Linked DNA regions of Mus musculus: regions 1, 3, 4 and 5 are each linked to region 2. A link is a loop called in an ENCODE intact Hi-C map of the cell type or tissue named here. Cell type or tissue: left cerebral cortex. All regions are shown on one strand. Region 1 overlaps Tbc1d22a (TBC1 domain family, member 22a). Region 2 overlaps Tafa5 (TAFA chemokine like family member 5). Region 3 overlaps Tbc1d22a (TBC1 domain family, member 22a). Region 4 has its middle 130 kb from the start of Gm35422. Region 5 overlaps 4930445N06Rik (a long non-coding RNA gene).

What was found. Hi-C counts contacts between places; a loop is a spot of excess contacts. Peaks named below come from ENCODE experiments on the same cell type or tissue, not always from the same donor. Only the 100,000 strongest peaks of a DNase experiment are listed, where the experiment ranks them.
Region 1: a loop joins it to region 2, with 2.4 times the contacts of the local background. A loop is called at or near these places in 5 of 42 quality-filtered maps.
Region 3: it touches region 2 in a loop (4-fold over the local background); 10 of 42 quality-filtered maps call a loop at or near these places.
Region 4: a loop joins it to region 2, with 4 times the contacts of the local background. A loop is called at or near these places in 5 of 42 quality-filtered maps.
Region 5: it touches region 2 in a loop (5-fold over the local background); 2 of 42 quality-filtered maps call a loop at or near these places.

Annotation. Positions count from the first base shown.
Region 1 is chr15:86,407,511-86,412,510 of GRCm38, forward strand. The region is part of intron 11 of Tbc1d22a (TBC1 domain family, member 22a); the gene reads left to right. Among named protein-coding and RNA genes, the nearest start is that of Gm34965, 190 kb to the right of the region's middle. In left cerebral cortex, a CTCF peak has its summit at 2,076 (motif pointing right); a DNase peak (open chromatin) is centred at 2,077.
Region 2 is chr15:87,544,884-87,549,883 of GRCm38, forward strand. All of the region lies in intron 1 of Tafa5 (TAFA chemokine like family member 5), which reads left to right. Among named protein-coding and RNA genes, the nearest start is that of Tafa5, 3.1 kb to the left of the region's middle. In left cerebral cortex, a CTCF peak has its summit at 2,291 (motif pointing left); DNase peaks (open chromatin) are centred at 201, 446, 1,314, 1,486 and 2 more places; H3K4me3 peaks cover 2,538 bases; H3K27ac peaks cover 1,367 bases.
Region 3 is chr15:86,247,974-86,252,973 of GRCm38, forward strand. The region is part of intron 4 of Tbc1d22a (TBC1 domain family, member 22a); the gene reads left to right. Among named protein-coding and RNA genes, the nearest start is that of Tbc1d22a, 36 kb to the left of the region's middle. In left cerebral cortex, CTCF peaks have their summits at 2,472 (motif pointing right) and 4,947; DNase peaks (open chromatin) are centred at 2,504 and 4,984.
Region 4 is chr15:87,340,388-87,345,387 of GRCm38, forward strand. No RefSeq gene overlaps it. Among named protein-coding and RNA genes, the nearest start is that of Gm35422, 130 kb to the right of the region's middle. In left cerebral cortex, CTCF peaks have their summits at 2,464 (motif pointing right) and 3,636; DNase peaks (open chromatin) are centred at 2,495, 2,820 and 3,626.
Region 5 is chr15:88,246,282-88,251,281 of GRCm38, forward strand. All of the region lies in intron 5 of 4930445N06Rik (a long non-coding RNA gene), which reads right to left. Among named protein-coding and RNA genes, the nearest start is that of Gm41376, 31 kb to the left of the region's middle. In left cerebral cortex, a CTCF peak has its summit at 2,148 (motif pointing left); DNase peaks (open chromatin) are centred at 201, 1,406 and 2,124.

The DNA.
Region 1 (5,000 bases), 1.1 Mb before region 2:
AGGCTTGGGGTGAGGGTGGGGGAGGGGAGATAGCCAACTCCTGTCTTTGAGGTTTCTGGGGTTGAAGCTGTCTTTACCCTTCCTTCATGACCCTGGGCCATTAAGTCTCACAGTCCATTGCATTTGGGCCTGTGGCAGGGCAGCACATCACAGGAAGAGTGCAGGGAAAAGGGTGCTCACCTGTGGCAGCCAGGAAGGCATGGCGTTAATTTCAGCTTTGAAATGATACAGACACAAACCAACTAGCACAGTGAACTGCAGGAGTAACTCCAACAGCTTACTGGGGAGCAAACAGTTGTGGAGCACGGGAAAGAGCATAGGCTATGGCCAGTTGCATGGAAGCAGCCTGTAAGCCTGACTGGCATTCAGTCTTGTATCTCCATGAATAGCTGCTTTTAAAGCCGGGTGTGGTGGCTCACGCCTTTAATCTCAGCACTCGGGAGACAGAGGCAGATGGATTTCTGAGTTCGAGGCCAGCCTGGTATACAAAGTGAGTTCCAGGACAGCCAGAGCTACATGGAGAAAATGAATAGCTGCTTTTTCTCTTTCAGAAACACATCTCCTATGAAAGTGCACTTAGATTCATTTTTGTATGAGATGCTGTTTTGAGCTTCATGTGGGACTCAATCTACATTCGTGTGGACACAACTGATTGAGTTTCTCACCTTCTATGTGTCATGTCTCTGCTTTCTTACGCCCATAGATGTCTGCTTAGCGTGCATGCATGTAGCACAAGTGTGGCAGGGTCAGTAGTGGTGGCCAATGGCACAACAGCACTGTCTTCTCATCCAGTTGGGAAGGTGAGTACGGTTCAGCCATCCAGCAACTTCCTAGTCTTGTTGAGGCAGAAGCAAGCTCTTGGATTCATTTCCATTCCTGGGGTTTCAGCGTCCTGATGGCTAGGATAACAGTGTAGACCCGTGACACATTTCCAGGCTGAAGTGCATGTTGTGTCTACATTCATGACCATTCCCTTCTCCGGAGTCCAGATGCCTCCCTCCTCTCTTACCTGTATACAGCATCCCACAGGCCCTCCCCAGGGGATTGCAACTTTCAGGATTTCACCACTGGGCTGTGATTTTCAGGCATTTAGACCTTGGGGATTTTAGCTGTGAAGACTTGGATCTTTGGCAATTTTAACATTCTGCATTAGGTCATTATGGAGGAAGGGGGAGGGAGAAGGGAGAAAGTGTGTGTGTGTGTGTGTGTGTGTGTGTGTGTGTCTGTCTGTCTGTCTGTCTGTCTGTCTTTAAAGTCTGGTTAGCACTGAGACCACATTGGTACATGGTATTTGGAGGCTGTTGCAGGTTCGCAGAGCCAGGCCTCACCTCTGCTCAGAAAGGCCTCGCAGCCCCGCCTGGCTCACAGAGAACCAGGGTCAGGCTGTCCTGATGTCCCACCCGAAGGAAGCTCTGTTCTGTGAAACAGATCATCCCACACTTCTGCTAAGTGGCTTCAGACCACAGCTGTTATTCGGTCACATTTGTTCCATTTGTTCTGGCTCAGCAGGGACAGCATGGCAGGGTGACCAGCATGATGGTGAGAGTCCTCCCTGAATGTGGCTTACCCGGCTAGTAGACTCTGTGTGCTGAACTGACTCAGCATGGGCCCTGGAGGGCCAAGGCTGGAGCTTGTTTCTCTCTACTGGGTTGTTCAAGTGTCCTCACGGCATGGTAGCTGAATTCTGAGAAAGTCCACCCAACTGCCTGTCTTAATGGCCTCATCTCGATTTCTAGTGCACCTTGAGGAAGTCTGTGTCCAAGGGGATACAAACTCCAGCTCCTGATGGGGCTGGGTCAGGTTCTGCAAAAGCATGGTGAGGGGGAGGTTTCCTATGGCAGCTTCCGTAGGCACAATGAGGTGACAGCCATTCTCTCCACTCTCTGCTGGGAGGCCTCTGTCCACAGCTGTATCAACTCAGTGCAGGGGGCATGTGGCCTGCTGTCCGTGGCTCCTCAGGGAACACAAGCAGCAGACCTCTGGAGGATGGATGGCCTCTGCACTGTGCTTGCCCCTACCCATTGCCATTGGTGCGTGACAGGCCCCATGCTGTTGCTTCACACAAGTTTTCCAGCAGAGGGTGGTAGCTGTCACCCTTTGGCAGGAGTGAGATGTCAGATTCTCAGTAGACAGCTGGCTCTTGATATTCTAAGAGAGCAGACTGTAGAGTTACTGGGGACTCCAGCCTGAGCTACGCAACTTTTCTTAATCTCCTCTTGCCTTAGTGTTCCGTTAGTATGAAGAGACACCATGACCATGGCAACTCTTATAAAAGATAGCATGTAATTGGGGCTGGCCTACAGTTTCAGAGTTTCAGTCCATTACCACCAGGTTGGTAGCAGAGAGTTAGCTCTCCATCTGGATTCACAGGCAGCAGGAAGAGAGAGACCCTGGACCTGGCTTGGGCTTTTGAAACCTTGAAGCCCACCCCCAGTGACACACTTCTTCCACTAAGGAAGGTTCTATTCCCTCTCAAGTAGTGCTGTTCCCTGAATGACTTAGCATTCAAATATATGAGCAATAAAATGGGGGCCATTTTTATTCAAACTGTCATACCCCTTTAGCCCCTGTAAGATCTGAAATGTGGAACACCAGCTAAGTCATCTAAGATCCAGATGTTGCTCTCAAGCCATTTGCCCCCCTGCTTTTCTGGAGATAGGCCTTATAAGAGGCCTTTGCAGAGGTCTGAGGACCGCTTGGTTGAGTGTGCCTAGCGAGTGCTGCCTTCCAGTGGTCCAGTGGTGGAGTGGTCCTAGCGAGGTCTGTTCCTTCTGCAGAACCTCCCGGGGACTTCAAGGATGTCCCTGGGACTTTCTAGGCTGGTAGCCAGTGTTCATCTGTGGTGTCTGGAGCTGAATCCTGTAGGTACATGGTCTCCATTCACTCTGGGGTTCTGATCACCTGCTTCAGGTGCTCTGGTCCCTGGCACTCTGTGTGGAAACATGGCTGGTACATGTGGGTAGAAGAGCTGCCCCACCCTGACTTCAGTCTTCTGACTGAGGGTGCAGGATCTGACCACCTGGGCTATCCCTTCACATCACTGGGGAAGTTGGAGCTGATGAGGTAGCATGGGTCTTCCTTGAGCTGTCAGTCTGAGCTAAGCCAACCTGAGTTCCTCCCTTAAGTCTGTGTCTGGTGTAAGGTCATAAACCAATTTGAGCATCCCAATATTTTGCCAGGCAAAAGCAGCCTGTGGGGACCCCCAGTGAACAGGATTGTATCATTCCCCTCACATCAGGCTGCGAGCATACCATATTCTGGACTACTCCGTCCTCCAGGAGCACAGCCCATCAGTCGGGCCAACAGCCCAGCCCCCAGCAGGCCTGGAGAGGTCTGCACAATAAGCCAGCACTCACCTGCCACGGCCCTGTCTGCTCTATCACCACCAACAAAGCCAGCAGCTGCACACAAAGGCAGATCTAAATATGAATTAAGTTCAAGTTATTAAAAAAGTATTGCAAGTTTTTTTATGCCTTGAATATTGAAAATGGGAATACATATGCAAATGCAATTTAATCAGCTCCACTCTAACCTTTGAGCATTCAGCTGAGAAGGACTTTGTGATCAGGGAGGCCTCCCTCTTGGGAGAAGGGTGCCAGCCAGCTCAGAGTCAAAGCCCCTACCCCTCATCCTGCCAGTGACCTCCAGCCAGCTTTGTCCTTGGCTCAGTGACTCCAGCCACTCTTCAGTGTTTCTGCCTTGCTTCCACTGACTCTAACTCTGTTGGGTGCTTCTTAGAGACAGGTGATAGACAGGCTGAGACCCTAACTCGTTCAGTGTGTTGACACAATAGCCTGGCCCCATGCAGAGTCCCCTTTATATTATGTGGCCATGGCACCACCTCAGCAGAGTCAGCTCCCTTTTAAAGTGGCATGGAGAGGGCCATTGGAGCCACACATGTCTTGAGTCTGTGGTATTGGTCGTCAGCTGCCTTCTTGCATCCCATTTTTACCAGGCTGCTTGACACAGTACCTCCTGGCATGTAGTCCTCACACAGAGATCTGCATTTTCTCTCTGGCATACCAAGTGCCTAGGCTTGGCAAAGCATGTTCATACAACACACCCATGCTCTTGTAAATCTTGGGGTACTATAAGAGAGGTCACTGTATCCCAGAGCATGGGCATGGAAGGGAAATGCCATCTCAGAAGGCAGGAGGGGTGAAGTGGCTGTTTGTGGTCTAGGGCATGGGCCATATCTATATACCACATTTCTTAGGAGCCGGGGCTATCTGTAATCACAGTCTTAGTGAAATGTGGTACCCTCCTAGCCACACCCCAGGGAGGGGACAATATTAGGGCTGGGGATTTGGATGCCAGTGAATCGGGCTCCTGGGGTTGCATAGCCATTATAATAGACTGGGCTAATGAATACAGACACTGGTTCCCTCAAAGCTGCAAAGCCAGAGGCTTGCAAGGTGTGGCAGGGCCATTCCTGCTCCAGGCTCACTGAGTTCTGGAAACAATGTAGTAGGTAAGAGCACTTGCTGGGCAAGCCTGAGGACCCACGTTCAGATCTCAGCCCCAACTCAAAAGCTACGTATGGCTGCACCAATGTCTCTAACCTCCGTGCTGTCAGGAGACAGGAGGATTGCTGAGGCTTGCTGGCCTAGCCAAAAAAAAAAAAAAAAAAAAAAAAAAAGCCAGTTCCATGTTCATAGAAAGATCCTGCCTCAAAGAAATAATGAGCGGAACACCTGATGCTCTCCTGAAGCCTGTGCACAGGCATGTGGTTCACACATGGGCAGCATACATAAATACACATACACTCTCATACATTCTCTGCACTCCCTCAACACACGATAAATAAAGATAAATAAGGGCTTAGCAGGAAGATCCTCCCCAGGCTCCTCATTGACTGGTGGATCTCTCCCACCTCTGCCCAAGTGTCACACGACCTCTTCTGTGTCTATGTCCATATTGCTTCTTCTTATGAAAACAGCCATCAGAATGGATCCCCACCACACACCACACCCCCAGTGTGTGAGGCATGCCCCTCTCTT
Region 2 (5,000 bases):
TGCCCGGTGTCCGCCGTGCGGTCGCCGCTCCGGCCCAGGCTAGCGACCGAGCGGAGCTTCCCGCCGGCGACACTCCCTCCGGGGACTTATGGGGACGCAGCAACCGAGCCCGAGCGGGACTCCTCGGGCAGGACCGCGGCTTGGGTTCCTCCGACGCGTGGTGGAGCCTCTGCCTTGCTAGGAAGCGGGCTCGCCAGATGCTTTCTGTAAAAGGAGAAGTAAGGGAACGGATGCCTCTGGAGGGGAGGGCCCGCTACCGCTGCAAGGGTGGTTCGGAGGAATGAACTGACGACCCAGTGGGTCTGGCAAGGGCTGCGGAGGGAGGTGCGGGCTGGTCGGAGCCTGGCACGGGGTTCTGGAGCTGGGCTTAGGCTGGGACCCGGACGATGGGTGATCTTATCAGTAGGTCTTATCTGGGTACCGATAATCTGAGTCCTGGGTACAGTCTTGGGGCTGGTGTAGTATGGGTAGGCATCATCTTGGCTGGTGTCTGCTGACTGTCGGAAGCTGTTGGGGTGGGTAGAGGCTGGTTAGAGTCCCGGGCATAGGCTCTATAAGAGATGGGCGCTTGCCTGGTTACAGTTTCTGCCTTCCTTCCCGTCTCTGCGGGAAGAAAAACTAGTGCCAGTGAACACCTGTCATGAAAAAAATGCCACAGGCAAGGGAGGTGATGACAAAATATGGATTCTTTACTAATTTAAAATAAAAGGCCATCACCAAGTGGTTCCTCTCACTCCTCCCTCCTTTCCCCGGCCATCGCTCGAGCCTGGGGCCTCCTAGTTCCCAATCCTAGCTCTGAAATGAAATTGCAGCAGTCTTGAGACTCAAGTCGAGGCCGAATATGTCATCAGAGTCCTGGGACAACTCTGAATGGGGATAGCTCAACCCCCAACATGGTCGAGGCATCTTAAGGGAAATGCTAGTGAGCCCAGAGGAACTACTCAGTCTGCATATGCCTGTGCTGCTGTGGCGCCTTGAGGTTCATCAAGCAAGAGACTGGCTGCTGACAGTATTCTAACCTGGCTGCCCTAGGATAGGGAAAGGAAGCTGGTGGGCTGAGCCACAGGAGAGTACTCACTGCTTAGCCTTCTGTAGCCTGCCGGCTTCTTTCAGGGGCTTCTTCCCAGGTACCATTGAGCCTAGATTCCTTAATGATACAGGACGGGTTAAAGATGGGTAAACTCCAGAGATAGACAGGTGATACCAGGATGAAATGCACTTCCTGGTGTTGTCCCAGGAGTGGCACATTCAGCAGTGGGGGAGGGGCACGGGGCGCGGAAACCTGGAGCTGGCTGCTCTTCCTAGGCAGATTCTGGTAACACTGTCCTTGGGTCAGCCCGAGAGCCCAGAGCTGTAGACTGGGCTCATAGAGGCAGCTCTGCATGTTGAAAAGGGACAGCCATCCACTGTTACTGACTGAGTGACAACCCAGCCCTTGACCTCAACACTCTCCTCTTCAGGGAGCCACCAAGCTGGGGCCTTGTATGCACTCCCAGCTAGTATAGCCTTTGTCCCTTGTTTCCTAGCTTCGGCCCCACTTCGTCCTGTTGGCTTGCTTCTTGATCTGACTATAGGGAAGTAATGTCATATATTCAGAGAAAAGGGCAGCCCTATCTTCCTGCAAGTTGGTTCTCTGCTATAAGGGCAGTCGGTAAGAATGACTTATCCAGAAGAGCAGAAGTCCTTAATAACGAAGCTTCTGAACAGCCACATTTTGATAGCTGTTTCCATCCCCACGTAATGGAATAATTGACAATAAGCTAACGTTTTCAGACACACCCCATTACACCAGAAATGCAATTGGAGAAATTAAAGCATTTCTCTAAAATACAAAATAACATCATCATAATTTATAGCTGGGAATTGGAATCCTAGAGAAAAAGATATTTCTTTTTTTCCTCCCCCCCCCCTTAGAATTGATAATGCATAGAAAATGATAATTAGATAGTTCTTGCGATTTCCAGCCTTTCTTCCAACACATCTGGGATGAAAGATAGTTAGCATCTTTGTGTGCAAGATGTTTCAGCGAGGACTTTTATTACCCTAAGTGTCTTTCTGCTACTGAGCGGAGACACTTAGGAAGCCAGCGTCCATCTTTTAGGGCTCAGTAATGCTGCCCTACGGTGTGTATGTTTCTCTGTAACACACACGGATCTCACTTCCTGGCGCTAAGTGGAGGAAACTAGATTATTTCCTGGCCTGGTTTCTGCTGGGGGGCTCAACAGCTCTTGCCCATTGGACACCCTTCTTTGCTATGTGCTTAAGAGTCATATTAAGGAGGTGGGCTCCACCCTCTGGCTAGTGAAAGACCTGCAGTCCACCAATTAGGCTGGTTGCTATGGTGACGCAGCCTTGTCATTTTCAGGGATTGGGGAAGAATTGCCAGGAAAAGGAAAAAAAAAAGAGGGGGGGGGCTGTGAGGCTGCCTTTAAAATGGGTGCTCTATTTCATGTGTGCTAAATGTTACTCGCAAAGTCCGCTTTATAAAGCAAGCACCCAGCTGCTTACCAAGGTCTGTGGGTAAAGTTAGATGATGCTTGAGGTGAGAAGAGAGAACCTGCTTTATTCTGGGCAGAGGAAACTCCTCAGACCCGGCTTAGAAGGAGCTGATGTATTTGAATTGCTCCAGTGTGTGGAGCAGGGAGGTCAGCTGGCCAGACACCCTTGTTGAATGAGGTAGGACCTGGGGCTGGCGTGCTGTGTGCTTGTAGCATGTGTTGGAGATTATAGCAGCAAGGAAACTCAGAGAAAAAGATGAGCTTTGTGACCCCCGATCCTTGACTTTGATTCTTGCAAGTGGTGTTTAATTCAGGAATGAAGGGATCTGTGCTTTATAGCATAGATGGCAAGTTCCGTCTTTAAAGCTGCGTGGTGGACAAGTGCTCCTGGCATGTAAATGCCGCAAGGACAGCCTCATTTCAGAACACCGGGGAGTTCAGTGGAGGAGAGACAGTGGGCCCGCCTCTTTAACATAGAGTTGTTTTTTCCCCCTCAAATAAATCCTGTTAGAATTGAATTGTGCCGTTCAGTTAAATCTCATGTCCACAGCTGCGAGTAGAAGAAATTACAAACAAGTTTTGAATTGTTTTTAATCCATTAGAATACTAACCGAGCGTAGGCACTTTGATGGTCCCCAACACGCATTTCCTTTACAAATACAATTTGTGGCATACTTAGTGCGGACAGCAATGTGCTGTACTCCTGCTGATCAAATGTGATTTCTGAAGTTCTCAAGGAGGTAAAATTGAAAAGACCACAGGCTTCACAAAGTGATGCCTTTCTGGAAGTAGCGCTCCCTTTCACTTCCTGCCTCCTGTGCCCTATGTTTTTATTTGATGAACATCTAGCGGGAAATACACTGTTTCTTTCAGCCACATAAAGTAACTATAGGCTGTATTCCCTAGCTGGACTCAGAGCCGGGAAGGGGGCGGGGTACACATGGAGACAGGCATTTTGCATCCTTTGAGGGTTTTCTGTTTAGAAACCTGCAGGAATCAACTTGGACTTGACTATCCCTTGCTCTCGTTCAGAGCTAGGGCTGCTCCTGGACAGAGTGTCTAGACTACCCCTGCCCTTCCCCCCAACCTCCCGGTGGGGCCATTTTTTTATCAGAGTCTACTGCCTACTTTACACTTCCATACTGGGCTGGATTCTTGCTCCCGTTAGTTATGAGCTATCCAGACCCCACTGATGCCACAGGCGGTTGGAACCAGTAAAAGAGCTTGACTACACAAGACTCCTCCCTGCTGAATTCCCAGCTCTGTCCCTGCTTCTACACCCAGGGTCTGAAATAGGTAGAGCAACTTTTGTGGCGTGAAGTACTTTCAGGTGACTTTATGGGTGTAATTATGGGGATATGTTATGATAATGCCGCAGTAGAAGAGAGAAAAAAAGCAAAACATTAAAATCCCCATTTCTTTATATAGCTCGGCAGCTGCCTCTTTAGAAGGGCTCATTTTTGCATTAAAACGTGGTGTGCTGGAGTTAATGACCTCTACAGATTGCCACCTGTCACCCAGGGCTACAGTGAAGCCCAACCCCCTCAATCAGGGAAAGAGTGGACAGGCAGCACCTTGTCTAGAATCTAAGCATGGCAGATGAGGGCTTTCAGCTGCTTCTCTGTGTCACCAGGCACTGGCTCAAGGCCTGTGAGGGGCAGGAGCAGGATCCTATGAGGCTCCTCATTCCTTTCCAAAGGCCCACTTGCATTTATCAGTACCTCTGAGCTGCCCCAGAGATTTCTGTAAGGTCGGGTTTCTATGCAGGTCATTGGCACCCGCTGAATGTCACTGACCCCCTCCTCCCTTCAAATGCCTCTGCTCCAAAGTGCTCCAAGTGAAGAGGCAGCTGGTGTGCACTGTCCTGGAGCTGAGCTATCCAGAGACATTCTCAGCATTAAAGAGGGTCTGAGTGACTGTTCCGGGCCCTCTGTCACTGCCGGGAGCATGGTGAATGTATACAGAGCATCGTATGTGTGATATACAAAGCATTACATACTGAGTGCTTTCTAATGTTCACTTCTTAAAATGGCTGGCAGGGGGAAAGAGGACACTCCCTTCTGCCACTAAGTGGGGGTCCTTTGGGATCTAGCCTTCTGACCTCCTGGGAAGCCAAGTCTCAACTTCCCCAACTCTGTCCTGGAGGATAGCGAGTGAGTGGCAAGACTCCCTTATCACGATGTGGTTGGTCTCCCCCTTGCAAAGTGCTGGCCCTGGGCTCACCTCCCAGGCTTCACAGGGATTTGTGACGCTGAAGATGGAACCTGTGGCATGTGCCTTCAGTCTGTGTTGGGGGAGCTTCAGCCCCGTGCCAGGCTGTGGAGCACAGAAGTGGACAAGATGACCGCTGTCCTAGAGCTGACATCATAGTGGGAAGACAGACAGTTCACACAAAGGCAAGCCTGGAGAGAGTGGAGACAGGCAATCTGTATGGAATGCTGTGTTCTCTAGGGTCCTTGGGCAGTCTCCCCTCCCCATCCACCTTGCACTGGGCACAGAGAT
Region 3 (5,000 bases), 1.3 Mb before region 2:
CCTTGCAGCTGCTGCTTTTGAGTTTGGCTGCTGGTTGGTGATAGGGTTGCTGCGCATAGCTTTTATTTGCTGAGGCTTGAGCCTTCTATTTCTGCTTTCTCTGGGCTTGTATCATGGAGGGATGGTGAGTTGTGTTGAGGCCTTTTCTGAATGCGTTGGATGGTTATGTGATTTCTGTCCTCGGGTCCATGTATGCAGTGTTTTACATGTATTGATTTGCTTATGTTGACCTCTCTTTACATCCCTGCAATGAGGTCAGCTTGATCACGGTGAATTATATTTGCCAGTATTTTATCCTCATCAATATTCTTTTTTTTTTTTCCTCATCAATGTTCTTCATCTTATCTCAGTTAATTTTGGTAGGTAACATGCCTTTAGAAAGTCATCCATTTATTTAAAAAACTTCCAGTTTAGTATTTTTATTTTGTATTTTCAAAAATCTTTTTTAAAAAAAATGTTTTAATATGTGTATGTGTTTGCTAAACAAGTAGAAATTCTGATTCCATGTTCATTCATGAAAATAGTCTGTAGATTTTCTGTTTGTGTATGTGTTTCTGGTTTTGTGATCAGGGTGACCCTGGCGTCATAGAGGAGTTTGGCACATTCCTTTCTTTCTGCTCTATTGAGTAGCCTGAGAAGCACGTGTGTGAGCTCTGTGTAAAAGGGCTGGTGGAGTTCAGTGTGAGTCCCCCTGAATCCGGGCTTTATTTTTAGTTGGGAGACTTTACTCTTGCTTTGGTCTCACTGATTATTGTACAGTCATATAAGCTGTTTATATCTGGGGTTTTGGTCGGTCATGTGTCTATATCAACAATTTCCAAATTATTGGACTAGAGGTTTTCCAAGCATGCCCTGGTGACCTAGTGAAGTTCATGCTTGTCTAGTTGAACATCTACTTTGTCATCTCTAGTTTTACTAATCTGTGCCTTTATACTCTCTTGATTAGTTTATCTAATGGATCGTCAATCTTGTTTACCTTTTCAAAAAGCCAGCTCTGTCACTGCTAGGATATTTGCTTGTTTCATTGCTTCTGGCCCTCATCTTTATTGTTTCTTTCTGTCTACTGTGTTTGGATTGGCTTGTTCTTGCTTTCCTAAGTTCTTTAAATTATTTCTATTTCATTTTATGACTATGAGACTCTTACCTGGATACCTGTCTGCATGCCATGTTCATGCCTGGTGCCCACGGAGGCCAGAAGAGGACATCAGACATCTTTGAGTTACAGACACTTGTGAGCTGCCATGTGGGTGCTGGGAATCCAACCTGGGTGCTCTGGGAGAGCCGTTGGTACTCTTAACTGCTGAGCCATCGCTCCAGTACTTTGTTTTTCTAAGTTTTTAACATGTATCATTAAATTATTTATTTGAGGTACTTGCAATTTTCTTTTAAATCAGCTGTAAACTCCCCCTTTGAACTACTTTCACTGCGCCCATAGGCAATAACCTATGAGGTTTTATAGCTTTACATTTTAGCAATTTAACTTTTCTCTCTTTAATCTGATGATTGTTAGGTGTGTGTCAGTCTCCATGGATGCCGTGTTTGTTTGCAGTCTCTCTTGCTGTTGGTTTCTGCTCTGTAGTCCATTGTGATCAGATGGACTGCAAGAAAGCCTTTCAGTTTTCTTGATCCAGCGTGTCCACACTCTGATAATAGTCTGTCTTCTACTTGATCTGTTTTATTGGTGAGGTCTCCACTGAGTTATTTTTGACTTACTTCAATTTGATTTTTTTCAGTATTTATATTTATTGAATTCATCCTTCATTTGCTGTATTGACATCTTTATTTTGTTCAGCTCTTTGTATTGTCTTTGAATTCATTCAGGAGTTCATGTCCTCTTTGATTTTGCCAACATTCTTAAAACCGTTCCTTTGAATTCTCTGGCATCCATCTGATTCATTCTCACTGAGGTCTGTTGTTGTTCCGTTGAAGGAGTCACATCACTCTGACTTCATGTTTCTGCATTGGGACTTGTCCATCTGGGGTTTGGTTGTTGGTTATGTATTTGTTTTTTTTTTTTTTTTAAGATTTATTTATTTATTATATGTGTACACTGTAGCTGTCTTCAGACACTCCAGAAGAGGGCATCAGATTTTTTTTTTGTTACAGATGGTTGTGAGCCACCATGTGGTTGCTGGGATTTGAACTTTGGACCTTTGGAAGAGCAGTCGGTGCTCTTAACTGCTGAGCCATCTCACCAGCCCTGTATTTGGTTTTTATTTAATTTCTTTGTGGTGTTGGAGAACAACCTAGGGCCTTCATGCTGAGCTGTGGGCCCAGTCCCAGAATTTTCTTTAATCACCTGCATGCTTTTGGTTGGGTTTGCGGTGTCTAGGTGGAACTAGCTTATACTCCTGAGGTGCCACTCCCCTCCGCATGCTGACCAGGGCTGTTACGGGACTGGTGGGCATGTAGTGCCTCAGTGAAGAAAATGAGGTTGCTTATGTTGTTGGTTTCTGCCTCAGACAGCAGGGGTCAGCCTTCCCTTAGGAGTGGTCCAGCCCTTAGCCTGGGAGTCACTTCTGAGTATTCGTCCCAGCTTCTGCTTCTTTCGGTTTGCTTCGAGGCTCTGCTGTGGCTTAGCCTACACTTGTACTTACCCTTGTGCCGGGTATGTTCTTGTTACCAGCGCTGTCTCAGCTTGAGCATGACTGCAGGGTGCTCCACGGCTCTGTGGTTCTCTGGGTCTCACTTTCTAAGTGGGTGGAAGGGATCCTCGCTGAGTTTCAGGACAGGCCAGCTCCTTCTGTGAGGTGCCATATGACTGTTCTGGGGTGCATCTCCCAGTGGTGCCGGGTGATTAGTTTTCAGATTCCCTCGGGATCTGCTACCTCCTTGCTCCAGTGATGATGGAGCTTACAATGCTGCTTCTGCTTCTTTGGCTTATTGGTCTCTCCATGAAAACTTTGTTTTCAGTGATTTTGCTTATGGGGTTTTTGTTCCTTTTATCTACTGGCCCTGGGCAGGGGAAGGGAGCTCTCCTCTTCGTGCTTCAGTCCACCATTCTAGATCATCGTCTGTTTGTGTAAACTAGAAACTCAGTATCTCCGTGCTTACCTAATCTCCACAGTCCACTCTGTGCGGTGTTGCTCCTCCTTACCAGACGTTGACGGCTCAGATCCATCATTTTCTTCCAGATTCCTAGGGACACCAGAGTGCTGCTGGTCTCTAGTCTGCTGTCCTCTGCCCTTGCCTAGTAATGGAAAGCAGACTTTTGAGTGGAGTCATGGACTGTCCAGCTATCTGGAGTGATGTTGGTGATGTGGATGGTACTGGTGAGGATGTGGTAATCAAGGTCGATGGTAATGACAGAGAAGAAGATGATGGCAGTGCTGCTGCTGCAGCTGACAGTGCTGATGGTGACAGTGCTGGTGGTGACAGTGCTGGTGGTGACAGTGCTGATGGGGACAGTGCTGATGGTGACAGTGCTGATGGTGACAGTGCTGATGGTGACAGTGCTGATGGTGACAGTGCTGATGGGGACAGTGCTGATGGGGACAGTGCTGATGGTGACAGTGCTGATGGGGACAGTGCTGATGGTGACAGATGTCTGCACGTATCTGTATGCCTTTGTTGTATATGGGAAGGTCAGGAGTGTCTGCTGATTCCATTGTGTGGGTGTCATGTCCAGGACAGGCTTTCTGATGAAGCCTTAGACTGTGTTGAAATGGTCTCAAAGGGAGACATTCACAGTGCCCAATGTTGACAGCAGAATAACACTTTCTCCAGATGAGGAATTCAAGACAGGTGGTGAATGCCAGGCTGCTGTCACAGGACACTGCACTGGGCACCTCATAGGACCCACATTGCTTTCCAAGATCAGGGGTGGGCTGAGGGTTCTTCTGGTGAGGCCTGTCCTCTTTGTTGAAGATGTCACTTAAACTTTGTCCCCATATGGCTTTGCTTTTGTATATGTACGGAAAGAGAAATAGAGCAAGACACAGAGAAGGAGCAAGGATGGAGACAGGACAGTGCTAGAGTTAGAGAAAGAGAGAGGGAGGAGGGAGACAAGGAGAGAGGGAAGGAAGAGGGGGCCAGAGGAGGGGAAAGGAGGAGGGAAAGGGAAGAGGAGGGAGAGAAGTGAGCGAGTTAGAGTTAGTGATAGAGACAGGGAGGTTGGAGGGAGAAAGCTAGAGTTAGAGAAGGAGAGAGAGGGAGAGTGGGAAGAGCTAGAATTAGAGAGAGCAAGAAATAGGGAAGTAGTGGGAAGGAGAGGAGAGATAAGAGGAAGGAAGGGTTGTAAAATGATAGAGAGGCAGAAGGGGGAGAGAGAAGAGAGATGGAAGAGGGAAAGGAGACTCAGAGAAGGGAGAGAGAGAGAGAGAGAGAGAGAGAGAGAGAGAGAGAGAGAGAGAGAGAGAGGAGAGTGGAGAGAGGAGAGAGAGAGAGAGAGAGAACATCCAGTTAGTAATAGCTGGTGTAAGAGAGTTACACTTGAGGTGCCAGCACTGCCCCACTAGAGAGGTCCACCCTCATGACCTTGTCTGGCCCCAGCTTCCCCTGTGTGGACCTTGTGTGGAAGGACTGCAGTCACAGTGGGAGTTGGGCCTCACTGTGCATTTTGAAGGACACACTTCTATCTATAACAAATAAGATCTTTTTTTAACACATGATATTACTCATGTATTTGTTTTAGTTTCTAGAAGTTGGGATAAATGGATTATAGAAAAGTATGAAATCGTCACTTCAGGCCCTGGCTCTTATCGTCTTGGGAGGCAGGGTGGGGTGGGCACAGGTCCTGCTGTACCATGCCTAATACCAACAGGGTTGCCTAGGCATTGTCCTGCTACCTCCTTAGAGCTTCCGTTTCATCCCCTGTAGGATGGGTGATGGTACCTGCCTGCAAGCTCATGAAGGTGCGATGAGGCCACCCCAGGGAGTGGTTAGTGAGGAGCCCGGTGGCAGCCGCCCCTATTTCTTATCTGTGCACACTCCTGCTCTGCTTTCCCCCAGAGGCTGTGGGGGGAAGTGCTGTGATTTAAACTTTCTCCTCTTGTTAATGT
Region 4 (5,000 bases), 200 kb before region 2:
TCCCTTCTTCTTCCAGGCCTAAATTGGTGGAGTGTCGCTAAGTCCCACAAGCTCAGACTGAAGAATGTGCAGACTCTGGGGTGGCAGAGAAGCCAGGACAGCTCTTCAGAGCACAGTTCATTGTGGTAGGGATGGGCAAATGGATGGGAGACCTCAGTTCCCAACAGCTGTGATTTCTCATGATTTAGACAGCTTGTCTCTTAATATTTATCATATCCTAGGAGTCAATATATGTTATTGCCACTTACCAGTGGGCAACTGGGGCCAAGATTATATACTGCTCACAGGGAAGGAACTGGAAGGAAGTAACTGGAGTTGGTGATACATGCCAGTCTTTGAATCTGTTCTCGAGCTCCATGTCTCAGGATACCATCAGCTTCTCAATCCACTGTCCAGGCTCTTTGATGGACACACCACAGAGAAGGGAGTGACCATTCTGCAGCAGCAGCAGCAGCTCCTGGAGGCTCTCAGGGCCCTAAGCATACCCTTGACGCTAGCCTACTCTGCTCCTGGCTCCAAGTTCCAGAAGCATCTATTATGTATGTCCACTTCACTCTATCCTCCCCAAACATGGCCCTTCATCTAAAAGACTCCATGGCAAATACTTCCTGCCATCAGCATTGATCTTAATCACATCTCAGGAATGATTCACAGCCTAGGCAGTCCCACCCCACCATCTCAGCACAGGGAAGTGATACTCCCAAGCTTGACAACAACTTTGAATGTAATATCTGGGACTACCTTGATAATTGTTTGTTTGTGGCACCTTGGGAGATGACATCTGCAGCCCAGGCAGATGAAAACACTGTAGGTGTGTGCGATAAGCTTCCTGCGGGTTGTTTATAAATGATTCACAAGAGGCAGGCCCATAAACTGAGAATGTGTATGAGGAGAAATCCCAGCAGACTTTCCTGCCTCACACTCTGCAGTTTCAGGGAAAATGTGTAGGGTCCTCTATCCATGTTATATGAAGACAGCTCCTCCCATGAGTCTTATCATCGTCGAACCAAGACCTCTGGATATACACTGTCCATGTGTGGTGTGGTTCCCTCATCTTAAGGAAGAAACTGTTGGACAGTTATAAAGTGATAATATAGTGCATTTGTTGTGACTGCTGTCTTTATTGCCAGTATCACCCTTACCACCATAATCATCATCATCCTGTCTTCACCATCCACACCTTCACCTTCACCACCATCACCATCACCATCACCATCACCATCCTCAACCATCATCACCTCCACCATCAGTATCACCACTACTGTCATCATCCTCACCATCTCCACCTTCATCCTCACCTCCACCTGGATCATCACTGTCAGCATCGTACCACCACAATAATCAAGACCACTACTGTTATCAGCAAGACCAGCATCATCATCAGTATCATCAGCATCACCAGCATCACCACCATTAACCTGCAGGGGTAGGTGACATAGCTACTGTTATTGTCCCCTCAGTTAATATTTGCTGAAAGAGAGGAAGGGCATCCCATCATTACCTCAGACATGAGACACCTTTTTTGTTGTTGTTGTTGTTGTTGGAAATACTCCCACTGCTGTGTCAGGACATGTCAATCAAAATAGTGTGAGGGAGATAAGGTGTCCATTGTGGCTTTACCTATGTCTACAGAGAAGTGTCAACAGAAAGCCCCCTCTAACTACCACAGCAGGGCCCAGTCTGCCTTCACCAGCACCATGGAGAGCAACACGCTGTTCCTGGACACAACCATTTCTTTGCTCTCCTCAGTACCCTAGGATGACACAGAGTTAGACAATTTCTCAAAATAACAAAGAAAGGGATGTATAGCCTTCAGGCAAAAGATCATGGGTTCAAGGCTGCCCCAGCTACAAGAGCTATCTCAAGAAAGAAATAGAAATGGCAGTCATGCAAATGTTGTTTCCTTCTGGTTCTTTACTGGGAACATGCCCTGGAAGGAGGGGCAGGTGTAGAAGACAGAGACATCCAAGGGGAAGTGGTTGAAAGAGTAATTGTGGGCACCCCTTCCCTAGGACCTGAGGAGCTAAGGAATTCTTCTGTGAGTTCTTCTGGAAGCTTTTGAGACACGGTGGAGAAGGCCAGGCTAGCTCATGGCAGCCTTTGTGCTGTGGAGACTCTAGGCTCCCACACAGTGTTCTTCCAGTGTTCCTGTGCAACCTGTCTCTCAGCCCTTTTTTTTTTTTACCTGAGGATGTCTTATACCTGAGGATGGGAGACCTGTCTTCTAGAGAGGAGGGGTCTGGACACTGTGTTGGCCATGACTTGATGTGTGAATGATGACTAAATACCTTGACTTCACCAGACATATAACCTTAACCCCACATGGAAGATTCCAGAAGGTCACCCCTTGGTCAGTGCATAGTTTACCTAAAATTCAGTAAGAGATAGAGGCAGAGGCTCCAAGGGCTGGCCCTTGGGGACTTACCAAAGGACCAGAAACCAAGAAACTACCAAGAGCGCCCACATGAGGGCACTAGGAGCCACTTACTGGTGCTGGGATGACCAGAAGGAGGGACTCATTGTACCAGGTAGGTGGGGGGCTCATAGGTCACACTACCAGCCTCATGGGATACAATAGGCAGCTTCATTCTGCAATGAAAGTCACACTGAAATCCTAAAGTCTTCAGGAAGCCAGGGTCAGTCCAGAGGTGATGGTTACTTTACAGATGGCTCTCAAAATACCTCCTCTGTTCAATGGAGTGGAGAGGACAAGCTTTGCTGAGGGCCAGGACCATGGGGCAGGACCCCTCTCTGCCAGAAAGTGCATGTCTATGAAGCCAGAGGAAGCAAGTGCTGAGTGGAGCTTCTGGTAAACAGCAATGATGTGAGGGTGAGCTCCACAACCCCACCTTCTCCATCCTGCAAGACACAGAACAAAGGACCTTTCAGTAGCAAGTGAAGAATGCTCAAAGCCCAGTCATCCCAGAACACAAGGAACAACGGAGACATAGTTTCTGGGACAGAGAAAAGGCATGACAGCAAGGAAGGGTGTTGCTGTCGCCACCACAATGCCTGATTTACTGAAGAGGACAGGAACAGGCAGCCTGCAAGAGGGGCTTGCTGCCAGTCTGGTAGTTCACTCTGTAGATCTCCTCAGCACTGGAGGCATAGCCCTGAGCAAAGTGGGGTGTGTGTGTGTGGGGGGGTGCATTCCGAGCTTTGGCAATACCAAACAAGAGCAGTGGCCAACACCCCCAGACAGGACCACCTCAGGAAGCTCAGAAGAGGGAGGAAGACATCAGAAGCCTGGACAAGCTCAGCATGAAGGGAGATGGGAGTTTCACATCTCAGTAGGAGAGGTGTCTTAGACTTAGGGTTTCTGTTGCTGTAATGAGACACCATGACCACAGCAACTCTTATAAAGGAAAACATTTAATTAGGGCTGGCTTACAGGTTCAGAGGTTTAGTCCATTATCGTCATGACCGGAAGCGTGACATGTGCAGGCAGGCGTAGTGCTGGAGAAGGGCCTGAGTGACACTGGGTTGAGCTTCTGAACCCTCAAAGCCCACCCCCAGTTACACACCTACTCCAACAAGGACACACCTACTCCAACAAGGCTACATGTCCTAATACTTTCAAATGATGCCACTCCCTAGAAGCCTATAGGGGCCATTTTTATTCAAATCACCACAGGAGGGGAGCAGAGATCCTCCGGCAAGAAGTAGCAACCTAGAAGATCACAACTCAGATTTTAACTCAAATAGAGTCTGCCCTTTCCTCTGACAGGGTGACAACCATGACAGTTATGTTCTATAGAAAGATTTATACCAGGGGCCATAGGACCAGGTATCTGGCACCTGCCCATGAGAATTTGAGTTGGCAGCAAATTTTTTGCTGAGTTCTATTACAACAATCCATGGTGGAAGGAGTCCCAACAGTTGTCCTCTGACCTCCACAAATGCCCATGGCATGCATGTGTGCCACACACACACACACATACACACACACACACACATACACACACACACATACATACACACACACATACACACACACACACACACACACACACACACACACACATCATTTTTAAGTGAAATTTTGAACAGACAGCTCACCAAAGAAGTCACATGCACAGTTAATAAATATAGCCAACATTTTTAAACACCAGAAACAAACAAACAAAAAACCTCCTGAAATGTACCTTAGACTTCTCACAAGGTACACAAAGGCAGGAAACAACTTCACCACATAGAATGAGTGGAGCAGACAACTTTAGAAAATAGTCGGGCCATTTTCCTAGAAACTAAGTATACCTGGCCCAGCTTTTTCCAAGAGAAATGAAAATCTGCCCTCAACAAGGTTCCTTCAAGGTACTGACAGCATTATTCTCAAGTCATGCATCCAAAAAAAAAAAATCCTCTGTGAGATTATAAAGGGGTAGAAAATAAAAACCTATGCAGCCCATTCAATGAAATACTACCGGGGTGTGAAAAGAGAGAGCTATTCATGTTTGTGATATCTAATATCTAGTATCCACTGTATTATTGAAAGTGGAAGGAGCAGGATTCCAGAGGCTGCAAATTGTGATTCCACCTGTCACTTTGGAAAGGGCCAAACTGTAGGCATAAGATGCGTCAGTACTTGCCACAGGCTGCACATAGAATACACTGCCTCACACCCAGGGCCTTGAGGTAATGGCTGGCTGCTCAGTAGCTTAATTGCTTGGTGGTCATGTGACTCATATATGGCTGCCCAAATCCATAGTACTGTGGACCTTAGCTGGCAAATCCCATGGTAGCCAAGCCTCTCTGTGTTCATGACCTTGGGGGATGAATGAACTACCATGAGCCACCCTAGTTAGCCACTCAAGGACTGGGATGTTATTTGTTGAAGACTGAGGCTGCTACTTTACAAAGCCAGCATTCAAAAGGGCAGAACTCAAGGAAGGTTAGCCCCTACTGGGCTCTCGGGTAACTTCTGTACTCTCAGCATCTCTGGTTTCCTTCTGAGGCTGGATGGAAGGAACACTGTTAGCCTGTGCCCTGCTTCTGTGAGC
Region 5 (5,000 bases), 700 kb after region 2:
AATTACATGTCAGGAACAGTGCCCCACCAGCAAGGCAAGAGAGGCGAGTGGGAACAGAAAGAAACCAGTGGTTTAGCCTTCCACTGTGACCTGAGCTCGGTCCTAGGAAGCAAGGAGGAGGGAGAAGGGAAGGAGGAGACATGGTTTTGGCAAGAAGAGGTTGTTACGGGGTTTCAGTGGGGATGTCTGCCGCCAAAGAGAGTGTATATGAACCCACACATGTACTCACATGTGGGCACAGAGCCAACCATGTACCACCTGTGGGAACACACACAGGTAGTCACCTGCGAGTCTGTACACATAATCATACACTCGCATGTGTCCACATGCATAACTGCACACCCACATGTGATATTAAAAAGAGAAACATGCACCGTATTTGTGCATACACAAGTACGTACCCACATGTGGGAGTGCACAGAAGCATGTACCCACATGTGTATACATGCATGTACCCGTGTCTGTATACATGTAAACATGCATTCCTGTGTATTCCTCACAGCATGCATCTATGTGTATACACACACAGGCATGCATTCACATGTGCCCCAACACATATACAAACATACCTCTGTATTTATCCATACATACCAACACATATACCTGTCTATTTAGACATACCCATTCATAAGTACACTCCTATCTAAACTGCCAAATTAACCTGACAGAGGAAGGTAGAGAGATAGATTTGGGGTGGAATTCTTAAAGTAATGAACACCTCAGGAGGAAACAGGTGACCACAGCTATAAGACCTGTGCCAAGGGAGGAGACTTTAGAAATAGAAACCAAACTTCGAAGAGTGTTGTGTGCAAGATGGGAGATAGAAAGTGACTGGGGTATAAGCCAGGTCCCTCTTGTCAGGTGGGTGGGGCAGTGGCTGGATGGTCTCAGCAGCTGATGCTGAGGTAGGCTGAAGAGAGCAAGGCCAGGTGAAGGGATACACAGATGCTCATGGCCCCTACAGGAGCAGCTAGGAGAGGCTACCCTGGTTGCAGGTGTGCCCCAGGATGGGCAGAATCTTTCTAGTTAGCCCACTCCCAGAGGTAAGGGAGAGGCAAGAACCCAAAGTGAGGAAGATGGTGATGCCTTCCAGGATGGGCCTAAGGGTGTGGCTTTCCCAGGGGAGTTGGCAGAAGGTGTGAGAGAGAGAGAGCACTAAAGGAGAGGTGTCCAAATGACAAGCAAGTGGCTTGAGGGAAACTGAGGCCTAGAGTTTGAGTACCACCCACTGCTGGGATACAATAGGCCTTCATGGGCCCTCATGATCCTCTCAGGTCCTAGTGCTTGGATGCTCTTAATCCTTGTGAAAACCTTCCCTGTGGCCTCCCTCACGTCATAGAGACTTTACAGCATGAACGAAGATGGAAACATGGTCACCACCCACGCCCACGCCCACGCCCACCCTCTGTAAACTGTGAGGCACAAACACTTCCCTTCCTGAAGACTCCTGGAAGCTGGGATGCACAGCAGACCTCTGAGCCAGCGCCTTGCTCACCCCTGAGAGCCACCTCAAGACCATACTCAGCAGCCGCAGCCGCAGCCATAGCCATAGCAGGCCTACCAACAGTGTGGCTCCCCAGATTGAAGGCTACAGGAGGCAGCACAGGCAAGACCGGGGGACCCTATAACCCAGCCTCACTGTACATGTGGATCCATGGTCTGTCTCCCAGGAGGAGGCCAGCCCGGAGAGCCCAGGGTCAGCTTCCTCCTGTCCCTCCGCTACAAGATCCACCTGTTGTATACCAGCAATTCCAAACCCGCTTTTTGCCTGTGGCTGCTCAGAGACCAGAGTCCTCAGCCTGGTCTTGCTGTGTGACCTGCCTGTCTTCCTCAATTCTCCTTGCTCCTCCAAGCAGAGCGTGTGTAGGAGGCAGGCCAAGGTCTTCAAGTGCTACCCAGGGTTCCAACCAGCCAGCTCCCCGTGAGGGGAGAGTGTGCAGCCCAGAGGAACCCAGCCACGCTTGCAAAAGGCCCTCACAACCATTGGCATGTCTTTTTACTACCCCCAAGCCCAGGACTTCCAGCGACTTCCAGAAAACGAAATCTGACAGCATCGGGGAGCTGCCAGCTCTTGATTCCAGCCTGCTGCTGCTACGGTAGCTTAAATTGCCAGGCTCTGCGAGAACTGTCCAACAGCGCCCCCTGGTGTCCACTCTCACCTCTGCTTCTGTGACCTGCCAGCCCTGGGTAGAGCTGTGGAAAACTTTGCCCTGGACAGACCTGAACAACCATGAGGTGGATTGTTTTTCACACAGGTCCAGTAGGTTTGTTGCCAACCATGCTGTGAGAAGCAAACATTCTCCGCTGACCCAGCTACGCCTTTTGGGTTTTATCCGAGTTCAATCTGGGAGTTCCCAACCTAGAGCAGGAGACTTGGGATGGGCACAATCTACTGTGAATGCAAGCTGCTGAAGGCACTGGCCAAGCGCAGACCAGGCTGTGGGGGCCACCGTAATCTATGGTGGGTGAGTCATGGGCCTCTAGGCATGGAAGTCAGGAAAGAATTGTGGAGAAGGTAGGGGGCAGCGAGGGCTGAGAAAGAGAATCGGTCTGACAGGATGGAGACATATAATAAGCTCTGAGAGTGGCTGCCTCTTTACCATGTGACCGTGGCAAATTGGATGGTGGCTTAGGGTTTTGCTATGCCTTGGGAGTGGAGTTTGGCTTCAGAGGATAAGCCACCACAGACAGTCCTGGGAAGCAGGCCTGGGTTCAAGTGAACCCAACAGAATGGCCCTTGGTATTGAAGTTGTTATCTTTGACAAGGAGGTTCACTGTAGGATGACTACAGACCATGGTCAGTTTCTCCCACAGACCAGCCCAGTGAAGACTGGGGATAAATTTTAGGGAAAAGTCACAAGCTTAAGTAGGAGGAGAACGTCTTCATTAGGATTTCTATGGCTGCCACGAAACACCATGACCAAAAAGCAAGTTGGGGAGGAAAGGTGTTTATTTGGTTTACACTTCGAGATCACAGTCCATCGTTGGAGGAAGTCAGGACAGGAACGCAAGCAAGGCTGGAACCTGGAGGCAGGAGCTGGTGTAGAGGCCATGGAAGAGCACTGCTAACTCATGGCTTGCTCGGCCTGCTCTCTTATAGAACCCAGGACCATCAGCCCAGTTATGATCCCACCCATAATGGGCTGGGCCCTCCTCCATTGATCACTAATTGAGAAAATGCTTTACAACTGGATCTCATGGAGGCACTTCCTCAACTGAGGCTCCTTCCTCTCTGGTGACCGTAGCCTGCATCAAGCTGACACACAAAATCAGCCAGTGCAGAGGGGAAAGACAAGAAGGAAGAAGCAGCAGAAAGAAGGGAAGAGGATGGAAGCCAGGAGGATGTGGGAGGCGCCCTGGTGGAAGCAGCTGCATTTGGGATAACTGGGAAAGTGGCATGAGATCTGGGAGGTAAGCTAACTGGTCCACTTTAGGAGTCTAGTGTGGGAGAAGTGCCAGATCATAGTGTCTCCCTCCCGTAGATAAGGAAGGACTTCTCAGGCCCTGTAGAGCCTACATCATTGCCAGAGAGGGTCAGTTTGGGTTTTTTTCTTTTTAAAAAATAACTATTTATTTATCCTTCTCTCATATATTATATCTCAACCCCACAGCTTCCCCTCCATCCTCTCCTCCTAGTCCCTCCCCATTCTCCCAGATCCACTCCGCCTCTGTTTCCCTTCCTAAAAAGAGCAGACCTCACAGGGATATCAACCAAACGTGGCGCAACAAGTTACAATAAGAGTAGGCAGCTCCCCTCACATCAGGGCTGGACAAGGCAACCCAGTAGGAATAAAATGATCCAAAAAGCAGGCAAAAGAGTCAGAGAAACTTCCCTCTGACACCCTCGGAGAAGCAGCTGTGAAGTCCTACTAAGCATCACACTAAGAAAAGCTGCTGCCAAGTCTTACTAAGCACCGCACTATGAGAAGCCGATGTGAAGTCCTACTAAGCCCCAGAGTCATTGATGGTGAGGTGTGGTTGTCTTTTTCTACGTTTGCCCATGGCTCTCCAATGAGGTGACAACATGGAGACATTGAGGGTGGATCATTAGAGGCTCAGTCCAAAGTGTGTGCACTGTCTTTTAATCCACAAGGATGCCAAAATAAAATGGCCGTGGTGAAAATCTTCCTGACAGCAGCCATGCTGATTTCTCCCCATCAGGGTGCTCCTGTGCCCCTCCAGGAGATATATTCACTCCATCCAGCTGCTTGCCATAGCTCCAACAGCTGGCCCCAGGGACTCTGCTGCCTACCCCTCCTTGTCACCTCTGGATGTACAATCCACCATGACTTCTCAACCTGTGCACAAGGGACTCATGGTATGGTCACCACCAGTCTGGCTCTCACTCGCCACAGCCCAGATCACCCGGCTTTGGCTCTGCACAGAGTATTTAATAAATGTTTAATAGCAACAATAAAAGAGCGACTTGGCAAGACTGAAGATTTTTGTTCAGGGACTTGGGACCATGCTCTGGGTCAGTAGTAAAACGCACTTTGGCAGACGTAGAGGAGAGGCTGGGGCCACTGGATGCTGTTCAGAGCCCTCTTTGGGGAAACCACAGAGACGCCGAATAACCACTGTCATGCCCTTCCCAGGAAAGCCTCATCCTTCCAGGACCCAAGGACTCATTTGGGGCTGCCCCGTACCCCACATTCCTGACTATGGAAGAGGGTGTTTCATACAAAATGGTTACAGACGTTATACAAGAGACACGATGCAGTGAGACTCCTAGTTACCAGGCTCAGTGGACATGCCTGGACATTGTAGATTAGTAGACAGTGTATACATTTCAAAGCTCGGTCCTGCGATCCCAGACTAGGGGAAGAGGAAAGAGTGTGAAAGCATCTATCAGACATGCAGTAGACTGCACCAGAGGGCTGGGCCTGAACAGGGATGGGATTAGGGCTTTTTCTAGAGAAGGACTGTATCCTATATCCAGTTCAAACACAACAGATGGTGCTCCAACCAGGAAGGAGATGATAGAGCTGGAGATGAGGTCT